Regions from separate parts of the Homo sapiens genome. Here regions 1 and 3 are each linked to region 2. A link is a contact called in ENCODE Hi-C or POLR2A ChIA-PET data. All regions are on one chromosome and are shown on one strand. The core of a region is the stretch at or near the end of the contact, and the rest is flanking DNA. Distances in the headings are between cores, read along the strand shown. Region 1 holds the start of CTPS1 (CTP synthase 1). Region 2 holds the start of CAP1 (cyclase associated actin cytoskeleton regulatory protein 1). Region 3 has its middle 49 kb from the start of MACF1.

Region 1 (4,207 bases), core at 1,640-4,139, 940 kb after region 2:
TGATGTACAAAGAAGAGGTCTGAGAACATGGAGGTTAATTTTTGACGAGATCAGTTTCAGTGAAATTATATGAGCAAAATATCCAGATTGGAATGAGTTCAAGAGAGGGAAGAAATTGAGACAGCAAAGTACAAACAACATTTTTTAGGAGTTGTGCTGAAAAGTGAAACAGAAATGGAGGGGGAGCTAGAGAATGGCATAGAGTCAGGAGAGGGGTTTTAAGATGGAACAAATTGCAGCATGTTTGCATCACGGTAGTGGAAAAGATCTACTAGACAGGGAAAGACTGATGACGCAGGAAGGGACATTCTACTAGACATTCTTGAGTTGATGAAAGGATATGGCACTTGCATACTAGACATTCTTTGAGTTGACAAATGGATATGGCACTTGGAGCAAAGAGGAGGTTGACCTCTGGGAGTGTGGGCAGTTTGTCCACAGTAACAGGAGACAACGCAGAGCTTGTGCGCAGATAAAAGTGGTTGGTGGATATGAAAAATCTACTGATGGCTTCTATTTTCTCGTGAAATGGGAAGCAAGACCACCAGCTGAGGAGAATATGGGGGAGGAGATGGAAGAGCTTTGAGGAAGAAGACAATGTCAAGTGGTCATTCAGAGGAGTGGTTGGGTGAATGGCTCATTTTTCCATCTCCCATAGCATCTTCATTACCTCAGCAAGTATGTTCTCAGCATCTGTTATGTTCCAGGCACTTTGATAAACATCAAATGCTTCTTGAAAGAAGATGTGGCTGTAGAGTACCTTCAAAGACAACCCAAACTTTTTTTTTTTTTTTTTGAGATAGAGTCTCACTCTGCCCAGGCTGGAGTGCAGTGGTGGGATCCTAGCTCCCATTGGCCTTGAATTCCTGGGTTCAAGCATTCCTCCAGCCTCAGGCTCTGGAGTAGCCAGGACTACAGATGCGTGCCACCATGCTCAGCTAATTTTTGTATTTTTTGTAGAGATGGGGTCTCACTATATTGCCTAGGCTGGTCTTGAACTCCTGGACTCAAGAAATCCTCCCACCCTGTGTCAGCCTCCCAAAGTGTCAGGATCACAAGTGTGAGCCACTATGCCTGGCATTCCAAACATTTTTTAGATTTGGAGCTGAATGCAGCATGGGCAGGTTGTCAGGGTTGAAGCACTGGTGATCCAGATCTGGAAGGAGCCAGAAGCCTCTAAAAGAGGCCACTGCAGGAGCCTCCTGACCTGGTTTCTGGGAATCCATCTGCTTCAATGATTTTCCTAAAACACAAATCTGATCCCATCACATCTTTTTTTTTAAAACTCCTTCAGTGAAGATAGTTAAGAACTTGTGGCAGACTGCTTCTAGAGAACAAAACAGGAACACTGGGGTACAGAAATAAGAGATTTACTTTTCATGGATACCCTTGTGTAGTGTTTGGGGAAAAATTATAACCATGTACATATATTCACTATTCAAAGGAAGGTCAAAAGCCTCTCAAAAGTTTCTACAGCTTTCCACTATCCCTAGGAGAAAGAGAAGCCTTTACTTGGTCTATAATGCTCTTCACCGTATGGCCCTACCCAACTCTTCAACCTAATCTCATGTTAATCTCGCTTCCTGTGGCCCTTGTGGACTTGGCTAGACTGGCCTTCCAATTCAGCTGTGCCGGCCTCTTTGGGCTTGTACACAGGCTTTTCCTTCTGCCTCACTTTTAAAAAAAAATTATTATTACTATTTTTATTTTATTTATTTATTCTTTGAGAAGGAGTCTCGCTCTGTCGCCCAGGCTGGAATGCAGTGGTGCAATCTTGGCTCACTGCAACCTCCACCTCCCAGGTTCAAGCTATTCTCCTGCCTCAGCCTCCTGAGTAGCTGGGACTACAGGCACCCACCACCACGCCCAGCTAATTTTTGTATTTTTAGTAGAGACGGGGTTTCACCATATTGGCGAGGCTGGTCTTGAACTCCTGACCTTGTGATCCGCCTGCCTCGGCCTCCCAAAATGTTGGGATTACAGGTGTGAGCCACTGCGCCCGGCCTACTATTATTATTTTTATAAGAAACGGGGTCTCGCTATGTTACCCAAGTTGGTCTCGAACTGTTGGGCTCAAGCATGTCTCACTTTCTTATCCCCGCCTCTCCCTTTCCCATCTTTGCCGTCTACTTAGGTCTCTGCTTCAAAGTTACTTTTTCAGGGCGGGCTTCCCGCCTGAATTCCCAATCACCACCGGACTTGGGTCAGTCCCCGCGCTGGGCACTCACTGCCCCGGCACCAGCATCTCTGCAGCAAGCACCCATAACAACCATAAAGTGTAATGAGCTGCTCAGTGTGCCTCCCTACATCGTTAGTCCGAGGAGAGGGTCCCTCGGTGCCCAGCACAGTGCGTGGCACAGTCGGTGCTCAGGGAGCGATAGCTAGATGAAACCGTACTTTTCGGGATCCTAGTCCATCCAAAGCAGCCGCCTTCGGGGCAGGTGTGGGGAGGAGGGAGGCCGACGAGGAGCCAACGCCGCGCGACCCTCCGCACTTCCGTCTTGGAGGCCAGGGTGGCGCTGCCGCCGTCCCTCGCCCGGAGGCAGAGATGCGCTGGCGCATCACCGCCAGGAGCCCACAGTGAAAGACCATCGGATGGAAGGCGACGCCCAGAACTCCAGGAGACCGCTGTGGGAGGACGCGAGGCCAGGTGACGAATAGGCCAGGCGTGAGTTCCCAAACAGCCTCCTCCCCTTCAAGAGAGTAAGCTTGGGCCACAGGCTGGGACGGAAGCAGAGGGGCAGACACGCCACCACCCGCCCGGCCTCGAACCTACGGCGGCACAGTTCAGCGGAGGCGGCCCAGCGGTCCTGTCCCGCGCCTGCGCACTCCAGGCCCCGCCCCGCCCCGCGCCCTCCAGGCCCGGCCCGCCCTCCAACCTCTGCGTGCGCACAGCCTAGAGCCCGCCTCCGTGAAAGACTGCCGGGCGCATGCGGTCGGGGTTGTTCACTGGCTGTCCGGGGCTCCGCGCGCGTCGCCGGCCCAGCTCTGTCGCTGACGGGAGGATCTGAAGCCGGCCGCAGGTAGGCTGACTCCAGGGATCCCGGGGGGGATCTGTTCTCCCGCGCAGGAGTCAGCGGCGCGAGCTGAGCCCGGCGCCGAATAGCCCCGCCGCCGCGGTGACGGACGTCGCTCCTACCAATCAGGGGCGAGGTGACTCGGCGTCCTGCCCAATGGGCTGTGTGCCTAACGGGAGTGGGGCGGGCGCCCCGGCCGGCGAGCTGCCGGCTCCCGCGCGCGGGCCTCGTGGCCGGGCGGCGCTGGGGAGAGGGGCCAAGCGGGGCGCGGGGCGGCTTCAGAGGCTGCGGGGCCTGCGCTGCCGCGCTGGGCCGCGCCGAATCAGCTCGGCCGGGCTCGTCGGACGGAGAAGGCCGTAGGGGAGTGGAGCGGCGCCCCCCCCCACACCCTCCGCCCTTGCTCTTCGTCTGCGAGGAAGCCCGGCAGTCGCCCATCCATTCAAGCAGTGCGGGCCTCGGGCCTCCGGCCTCGGCGCGGGCTCAGCCGCCCGGGGCTGGGCGCGGCAGCTCCGCGCCGTAGGACGAGGGGGCCTGCGAACTCGCCGGCCCTGGGCCCCGCGGCTGGCCTTTGGGCCTCACGGCTTCCTCCCTTCCCGGCGGCCGGGGGTCGGGGCGCTGGCGGTGTATAGAGCTCACCACGTTTGCGTGGCGCCCTTCCGTCCACGCTCGTTACAGTTTCGAATCCTCAGCGGCCCTGTGACGCGGGCGGCGCAGAGATTCTCACCCCCATTCCCCTAGGTGAGAACCCGCGTTGCAGGCAGCTCAAGTGACATGATTGAGGTCTGCACACTAGTGATGGGGGCTGGCACTTCATCTCATAACATTGAAAGAAAAAGCATTTCCCCCCTCAGTCTTTGTTGAATTTCTCTGATGCGTCTTGATTTACGTTACTTCTGTGCCGGAAAACCTTCTTGCGCCTTCCGTCACCTTCAGGATTAAGTTCAGATTGGGCATGCCAGTTTGCACATGATCTGGCCCTTGCCTACCTTTCCAGTTTATCTTCCACTGTATATCCCTGCTTCCCCGCCTTCCCCCTCACGGCCTTACCTCTGTTCTCTGTAGCTGCCCTGCACCTGCCTGTTCACCCTGTTCCCTTTCCTGTGCTCTGAGTCGTGCAGTCAGTCCTTCAAGGCCCATTGCAAGTCATATCTACAAAACAGGAGCCGCCTGGATCCGCCCACTACCCCCAG
Region 2 (3,886 bases), core at 437-2,936:
GTTAGAGTTTGTGTGTGTGTGAGACAGTGTTTTTAGTTAAATGTCAATATTTAAAATATACTATGACTTTTATACCATATTTTTTCATGTTGTCATGTTCTTTTAAACATGCTGGGAGCCATAAAGTTAGGAAGAGGCCCAGTAACCCGTCCAAAGTAACCTGACCAAAGTCTGACCCCTAGTAGAGGGCCTATGCCAGCACTGGAACCCAGTGTCTCCAGATCCAGAGGCATTCACCACCTCAAATCTGCCTCAAATGTCTGCAGTATGGTCTATCACAGGGGCTAATTAAGCTCATGGGATTTAGAGTCAGACAGATGTGTTTCCTTCAAAGTTTCAACAGTTACTTTCTGACCTTGGCAAGTTATTCAGCTTCCTCATTTGAAAACTAGAGGGCATAATGGTACCTACCACCGAGAGTTGCTATTAGGAGTAAATGAAAATACGCTTGAAGAACTCAGCATGGGCCTGGCAAGTAGTCAGCGTGCAGTAAATGGTAGCTGTTATTTTAAGAACTTTATTTGTTGAATGATTGACTCTGGCACATAACGCCTGCATTCAACTTGAAACACGGAGCTGTCACAGTCGTTCAGCTGAAGGGGCGGGAACTGTGGCACTTGCCAATTTTTTCTAGAAATAAATCTTTGTGGGAGGATAATGACCGGTTGGAGAGTGTGAGTCTTGAGGGAACAAAGATCGGATCTCCCGGCCCAAGGAGTACGGAAGCGAAGCCTCCCCTGCGCGCGGCAGCCACCGTGCGTAACCTCCCCTGAACCGAGTAGCAGCCGCCTGAGCCCACCCAGCCCTGGGCGAGGCTGCCTCAGAAGCCGGATTTCAGCAGAGTGGGTGCAGGATCTGCTTTAATTCTGCTCATCTTATTCTCGGGGACCACACCCTGCGCGCCGGGAGGAAGGGCTCCAAAACCACAGGGCGGAGGCTTCCGCGCGGCCCCAGACTTGACCATCTATGGTCACAGAACACACCGACCAAACAGGAAGTGGGGTGAGAGCGGAGGGTTCCCTACCTTCCCAGCCCCGCGACTGCCAGCCGGGCTGGGGCTGACCCACCGCGCCCTCACTGACCCCCACGCCCTGCGCCCAGTCTCCGCAAGTCCTCCCACAACAATGTCCAGACTAATTGCCTTCCCACGTCACAAACGGGGAAACCGAGGTATGCACGCCCAGAGACAGGCGGAGCGTGGCCTCGATCACCACCGAGAGCTGACGGCCGCCCGGATTCCCGCCCTCAGAGAATCCTGGCCCCCAGTCGTTCCAAGACCCTTTACGGACTGCAGCTTAAAGGAACCGGCCTCTGCCATTGAGACCAAACTGACAGAGGAACTGGTCACTCTTCTGTTCTTTCCAGAGAGGAGCTTAGCCAGGGACTTCTGCCCTTCCTGGGCCCGGGCCTCGGGGGCGATTCCGGGTAGGTAAAGCGGAACGAGGGCGTGGCCTCTCTTGTGAGCCCGCCCTCCCCGTGTCGCTCCCGCCTTGAGGGCGGGGCTCTTTCCCAAGTGCCCTCTGTGAGAGCCGGGCCGCTCTCTCCGGGGCGTGGCGAAGAGGGGCGGAGTCACGAGCGGGGCGGTGAGACTTCCTGCCCAGTCGCGGGCCAGCCTAGCGCTTCAGCCGGCGGCTCATTTCCGGTGGGGGCGCCGCGCCCAGTGAGGGCCCGGAAGTGGGTCGCGCGGAGATTGCTGGGCGGTTCTTGCCGGAAGCGGAGAGCGGCTGATCGCAGTCCGGAGGTGAGGCGGAACTCTGAGGTGAGGGTGTGCAGCTTGGTAGGGATTGGGGTCCCTTCCGGGGCCCATCGGCCCCTGGTGGTGTTAATGGCCCTTCTGGCCTACGCGCGTGTCATGAACCCTGCCGAGAGGGCCGGGGCTGAGGCCCTCAGGCCGACCCGGACTCTTGGGCGCGGTCTCTTGAGGTGGGGCCGGGGTGAGCAGCTGAGTCCGGGTGCCCCGGGGAGGCCCCTCTGCCCGATTTCGCAGCGCTGCCCATCAGCTTCAGCGGAGGCCTGATTCCTGAGGTGCTCTGACTGGAAGGAACCTCCGAGATCGGAGAGTCTTCCCTGTCTCCTGTTGATGCTCCCATTGCACTGATAGGTAAATTGATCCCTAGAGAAGAGGCTAGTCTGAGATATATAGCGAGTGAGGAAAAGAATCGGAATCATGATCCTGGTGCCTTAGATAACCAGCCCCAGTTCTTCCCGTGTTGCTCGGAACCTCTCTAACTTGGGATGGTCTTCCGGTCGGTGTTGCCCCGCAGGCTGCTGCAGGTTAAAGGCCAGCGCTGCGTGGAACTTTTTTTTTTCTCTCCTCCCAAATTGAGCCGTTTGAAATGCCTAGGGAGTTTTTAAAAGAAAGGCGGGCACATCCTTGTATTTACAGGCAGATATCCTCCCTTTCCTCCTCGGCTGCTGCTCTTACTTTGACAAGCCAGGCTAACATTGAAGGTATGTACTTCTGGACCTGAAATCAGACGGCTCAGGTTTGGTCTGGCCTCAGTGCTGAGTGTCTGTGGCCATAGGTGCCTTAAACTTCTTTCAGCCTCCTTTTGTTCATCTTTTAAGTGGAGATCTCTGCTGACCCCACAAGATTAAATTCAGCGTAACAAATTGTGTTTATTCTGTGCCAGCATTTTCCCAGATGCGGGGAATGCAGCTTTAAAACAAAACAATGTAGACCCTGCCCGCGTGGAGCTAGCAGTGTTTGCAGGGATGTTTAAGAAGTAATTATAAATGTTGATGAGTGTTAGGAAAGAACAGGGTGCTCTGAAAGTATGTAACAGGGGGTTCAGGAAAAGCCCTTCTGAAGAAGCAGAGTTTTTAAGATGAATTTTGAAGGATAAATAGGAATGCGTTCGAAGAGTGGAATGAGAACATTTGAGACAGGTTAGCATCAGAACTGTGTCAGTTGAAGCTCTTTGTGGGGCTCTCTCTTCAAGAGAAAATCCGGGGGCATATCAGCACATTTATCATTTACCAGACTTTTATTTAATTTATTTATTTGTATTTTTAGTAGAGATGGGGTTTCGCCGTGAAGGCCAGGCTGCTCTCGAACTCCTAACCTCAGGTGATCCCCCCACCTCGGCCTCCCAAAGTGCTGGGATTACGGGCATGATCCACCGTGCCCGGCCCCACCAGACGTTTATTAAGACCTTAATATGTATGAGGCACATTTTAATGAGATAGCCTTTGTGGCAAAGAATACAGTTCTTCTGGAGTTTACAGTGGGAGAGGAAATAGACAAGTAAATGAGGGATGGCTTACAGTGTCATAGTGCATAGCACAGGGCTACAAGAGCACAGTGGAGAAATACCTGAGCCAGGTGCCCAGGGTTCCAGGAGGAAATGGGAGGCTAACTCTTGAAATATTTATTTAGCTACATAGGGAATCCGGAAAAGGGATTTCCAGGCAGAGACTACTACAGGTGCAAGGACCTGGAGAACCGGACAGCTGAAAGACCATGACGAGTTCAGTGTGACTGGAATTCTAGTAATGGCTGGGGAAGTGGAGGAAGTGAGATGTGGTCAGGTCAGTCATATGTGGAGGACATTGTAAGTCATGCTAAGGAATTTGGATTTTTACCCTGAAAGCTATGGAGATGCTTTGAAGGGTTTTATGCAGGAAAATGATGTCGTCAGATTTATATTTCAGAAAGTTCATTCTGTCAAGTAGGAGGGGACCAGCCCTGTGGGGAAGTAAAACAGTGTTTGGAAGCTCTTGCTGTAGACATGGCCTGAACTAAGACAGTGGAAATGGGAATGGAGAGGAGGCATCAGATGTGAGCAATATTAAGAAGATAGAATCCATAGAATTGGAGGCTGATTATGGGAATGAAGAGGTAAGAATAGCGCGATTGCCTGGCTTTCTGGCTTAGGGAACTGAA
Region 3 (4,372 bases), core at 263-2,762, 890 kb before region 2:
TCAATTTCCTACCCTTCCATCTCTCTGCTAGAGATCTATAACCTTGTTCCAGTGGAAGGTGACTCTTACCTCTGATCTTTTCCTAGGTCCTCAGAATGCCTGGCAGTGAGGCTTTTAGGTTATTTTGGGATTTTATAAACTGAGAGGGGAACCTTAGTCTCAGGTGGGGCTAGAATCTGAGGTCCTATAGGTACAGATTTATCCTAAAAGCAAGTGTTTTTGCCTTCTCTCTCAGTTGCTCAGTGCTTCTTACCTCATTTGATCTCTTAGTATTACATAAGCACCTTAGGGAGGAAAGGACTCAAAGGAGCCAACCATTTCTCCTTGGACCCACAGCCAAAAAGAAAAGGCTCAACGAGAGTGAGCTTATTCGAGGGTCTGTAGCCTAAAGCATGGGCTCTTTTAAAGCCTCTTGTTGGGCCGTGAAGCATAGGTCTAATCCACGTGAAGTAATTACCCAGGCCTGGGGTGGCCACAGGGTGAGCAGAGCTCTTCGTACCCTTTTTGCCAGACCTACACTTAATTTCCTTTAAAGCCTCACTTGGTCTTGCCATTTCAGCCCTTTCCTTCGAAGTATGAAGCCTGACTTTTTTTGTCTTCCTTTCTTCAGCCCTGCAGAGGCAGCTGTGGCCCTGGGGACAGCCCTTTCTTCAAATGGCAAACTCATTTTCTGTCCAGCAGACCAGAAGGACAAGGTGTAATTCAACGCTTCTCTCCACCAGACACTGCTGCCAGGGGGAGACAATGAAGAAAGTGATCTTTGTTGCTCCCTGAATAGGTCCCTGAACCTGGCACCTGCTTTTGTTACTGGCTCCTTAAGTCACTGGAGACATTTTTGCTGTTTCCTGGGTTAGCAGCTGCTTTGGGATAATAGTAGCAACTGGTTGTCAGGATGTCAGTTCTGCCTCAAAGAAAATCAGTGTATTTATATGAGGAGAGTTACCTTTTCTGTTCTTAAATTTCTTCAGGGTTTGTCTGAAGAGTGAGCAGTTGGAAGTCAGCTGTGCCCTTAGTTTGATGACCCCATGACCCTCATCTTTGAATCTGAGGAGACACTGCCATTTCTACTATCCAAGTACTAACCAGGCCTGGCCCTGCTCAGCTTCCAAAATCAGACGAGATCAGGCGTGTTCAGGGTGGTATGGCCGTGGACGAGACACTGCCATATTTTTTTCGTCCTGCTCTCCCTCTGGTGAGACTCTGAGTTCTGGGTTCTAGCATGTAGGTCAGTGCCTCCTACCTGGTAAGCATTCAACAGATATATGTGGGATGAATGATTGAATGAATTCCTTGATCTTGCTGTCCAGGTTCAGTTTCTCTGACACTGATACGTGGGTGCTCTATGGGAGGGGGACCTTTGTTTTTAGGAGAAAGATTGCTTCAAAGGAATTATGGAAGGTGTTGATTTCTAGGGGGCTTTGGGGGAACTATGGGAACTCTAAGATATGATTCGTTCTCGCCTCATTGGTCTAGATCTTTCTCCTCGATAGTAACTGTCTGCTGACAGACTTGCCCTGTTTCAGGAGCAGTATCCTGAACCTGACTCATCTGGGCTCTGTCCTTGAGCAGGGTAAGGGATTTTTTTTTTTTAACAGCCATCCTGTCACTGTAGATTCAGAAGCCCTCAGGACCACATCTCAGGCACTGTAGTCTTGGACTTCCTGATCTGGCTGCATTCAGTCAAGTTCCACTCAGCTCTTAGGTGTCTGTGCCTTTGTAAGGGCTGTTGGAGACAGAAGGGCTTTTTTTCCGCTTTGTCAGCAGCTGGCCAGAGAATGCCTATTAGTCTGCCAGATCCTAAGTCTTTCACGTTTCCCTGTCTGTGTCTGGAACTTAGGGCAGAATCTCTTACCACCTGAGGTTACATCTCACTATTTGCCTTTGTGGGACCCATTGGAGGATAAAAGATGAATAGCCATGAAAGGCATGCAGAGTTATTGAACTATGGTTCTTTGAAATGCTGTGACTCTGAGGAAAGATCCCTGGTCTCCAAGAATACAACTGGAGCCAGACCATTGCACCACCACCCTCCTTTCCCAAGAGCCTCTTTGGAACCATCACTCATTCCATAGTTCCAAACATCCTTGTTTTTGTTTAATTTTTATCTGATAAATGTTATGAAACAATTTTAATGGTGAAACACACAGAGGAAATGACAAACTAGCATGTGTTGTCTTTTAAATGCACTTAGTTCAAGTGGTTAAGTCAGTTGTTCCTGTTGTTAGATTGCTGTTGTGTAGTCGACTTTCCTTCTTTAGGTGGGAAGAGTCTCTGAATAGACTTTAAAAAAGCAAAAGGAACCAGCTCTTCTTTAGCTGATTGATCATTCCTTTACATCTGACTCTTTTCAGCACTTAAATTCAGATTGTACTATGCTGATTGCTTTCAGATCATGACACAGAAGAGGTCTTAAGGTCATTTCAGGAGTTCTTTAGCTGAGGTCCATGTGATACTTCTCCACTTGTAAACAAAAGTTTGTATGTAGGTAAATATGTATATTTTTATAGGGAAAAGTATCCTTAGTTTTCATCAGATTCTCACTGGAGTTTATGACCTAAAAATAGTTAAGACTTAGTATTTTATTTATTTATTTAAGATGGAGTTTTGCTCTTGTTGCCCAGGCTGGAGTGCAATGGCACGATCTTGGCTCACTGCAACTTCCGCCTCCGGGTTTCAAGCAATTCTCCTGCCTCAGCCTCCCAAATAGCTGGGATTACAGGGGTCCACCACCGTGCTCGGCTAATTGTTTTGTTTTTTTTTTTGAGATGGAGTCTTGCTCTGTCGCCCAGGCTGGAGTGCAGTGGCGCGATCTAGGCTCACTGCAAGCTTCGCCTCCCGGGTTCACACCATTCTCCTGCCTCAGCCTCCCAAGTATCTGGGACTACAGGCGCCCGCCACCGCACCCAGCTAATTTTTTGTATTTTTAGTAGAGATGGGGTTTTATCGTGGTCTCGATCTCCTGACCTCGTGATCCGCCTGCCTCGGCCTCCCAAAGTGCTGGGATTACAGGCGTGAGCCACCGTGCCTGGCCTATTTTGTATTTTTAGTAGAGATGGGGTTTCACCATGTTGGCCAGGCTGGTCTCGAACTCCTGACCTCAGGTGATCCACCTACCTCAGCCTCCCAAAGTGCTGGGATTACAGGCATGAGCCACCACTCCTGGCCTATGACTTAGTATTTTATAAGAATTTGGGGGCTTGGCATGGTGGCTTACGCCAGGCCCCCAGCACTTTTGGAAGCCAAGGTGGGATGATCACTTGAGTCCAGAAGTTCGAGACCAGCCTGGGCAACATGGTGAAACACTGTCTCTACAAAAAATACAAAAATTAGCGAGGCATAGTGATGTGTGCCTGTAGTCCCAGCTACTTGGGGGGCTGAGGTGGGAGTATCGCTTGAGCCTGGGAGGTCAAGGCTATGGTGAGCCAAGATTGTGCCACTGCACTCCAGCCTGGGTGACAGAACAAGACCCTGTCTCAAAAACAACAAAAAAAGAATTTGGGGCTCCTGCCTCATATAACTAGTTAGTGGCAAAGTTGAGATAGACTCTGAAATCCTGGGATTGACTCTACAAGAATCTATATTTGTGTTTTTTACTATATCCTACTGTCTAATTTACGGTCTTTAAGCACTAAACTCCTTTTTAACCTGTTAATCTTGCCTATCAAGTTGCATTTTGAGAAAAATGAACCATGTATTTGTGTTTCTCCATAACTCCTAATACTCACATCTGCACAAAGTAGTACCTTGCTGGTTCTGTTGACTGACTAGTAGCATTGGAAGGCACAAAAGCTTGGGTTGGTTATTACTTTCCCTTTCCATTATCTTTTTTTTTTTTTTTTCCTCTAAGTTGGGGTCTTGCTCTGTCACCCAGGCTGGAGTGCAGTGGCGCAATCACAGCTCACTGTAGCCTCAACTTCCTGGGCTCAAGTGATCCTCCCACCTTAGCCTCCCCAGTAGCCAGGACTACAGTCATGGGACAGCACACCTAGTTAACATTTTTAGTTTTTGTAGAGATGAGGTCTCACTATATTGCCCAGGCAGGTCTCAAACTTCTGAGCTCAAGCAGTCCGCCCACCTTACCCTCCCAAAGTATTGGGATTACAGGTGTGAGCCACCACACCCAGCCCCTTTCCATTATCTTAGCAGCTGTCACAATTATTTAGCCTGATCTTTTTAGGTGGGCATACTCCCTTTTCTCTCTGTTTTTACAATGCTACTTACACAGTTTCTCCACCTGCATCCAATCTGTAATTGGGAGTTTTGCAGAGCAGTGTATTTGGTATGCTGTGAACTCTTCCCTAGGTCACCCAATGGCATCTTGTGAGCCAGGTTGTCTGAAAAACTTCAAATCTTGGTGGCAGTGTGGTGGGTG

The links. Hi-C counts contacts between places; a loop is a spot of excess contacts on that map. ChIA-PET counts read pairs that join two places held with the same protein, here RNA polymerase II (POLR2A). Pooled maps may share reads with other maps.
Region 1: a loop to region 2 is called in a map of naive thymus-derived CD4-positive, alpha-beta T cell, with 6 times the contacts of the local background. The contact joins the promoter of CTPS1 here to the promoter of CAP1 in region 2. A Hi-C loop is called at or near these places in 1 of 168 maps with a recorded cell type or tissue (naive thymus-derived CD4-positive, alpha-beta T cell) and 12 of 50 pooled maps. POLR2A ChIA-PET finds 5 or more read pairs at or near these places in 1 of 52 experiments (activated CD4-positive, alpha-beta memory T cell).
Region 3: a map of HepG2 shows a loop between it and region 2 (22-fold over the local background). The contact joins the enhancer-like site here to the promoter of CAP1 in region 2. A Hi-C loop is called at or near these places in 1 of 168 maps with a recorded cell type or tissue (HepG2).

What each region holds. Positions count from the first base shown.
Region 1 is chr1:40,976,807-40,981,013 of GRCh38, forward strand. It overlaps CTPS1 (CTP synthase 1), which reads left to right and starts at 2,890. Exons shown (of 19, transcript NM_001905.4): 1 at 2,890-3,023. RefSeq lists silencers at 2,679-2,868, 3,139-3,428, 3,499-3,638 and an enhancer at 3,839-3,888.
Region 2 is chr1:40,039,043-40,042,928 of GRCh38, forward strand. CAP1 (cyclase associated actin cytoskeleton regulatory protein 1) reads left to right here and starts at 1,687. Exons shown (of 13, transcript NM_006367.4): 1 at 1,687-1,759. It overlaps LOC105378669 (a long non-coding RNA gene), which reads right to left and starts at 1,404. Exons shown (of 3, transcript XR_001738013.3): 1 at 1-1,404. RefSeq lists enhancers at 705-1,338, 1,307-1,376, 1,339-1,973, 1,627-1,826, 1,897-1,986.
Region 3 is chr1:39,153,144-39,157,515 of GRCh38, forward strand. It overlaps a transcript of MACF1 not described here and the pseudogene RNA5SP44. Among named protein-coding and RNA genes, the nearest start is that of MACF1, 49 kb to the right of the region's middle. Within about 2 kb of position 1,513, at least 18 of the 41 ENCODE cell types and tissues checked have a DNase peak (open chromatin) inside an H3K27ac peak, as active enhancers do.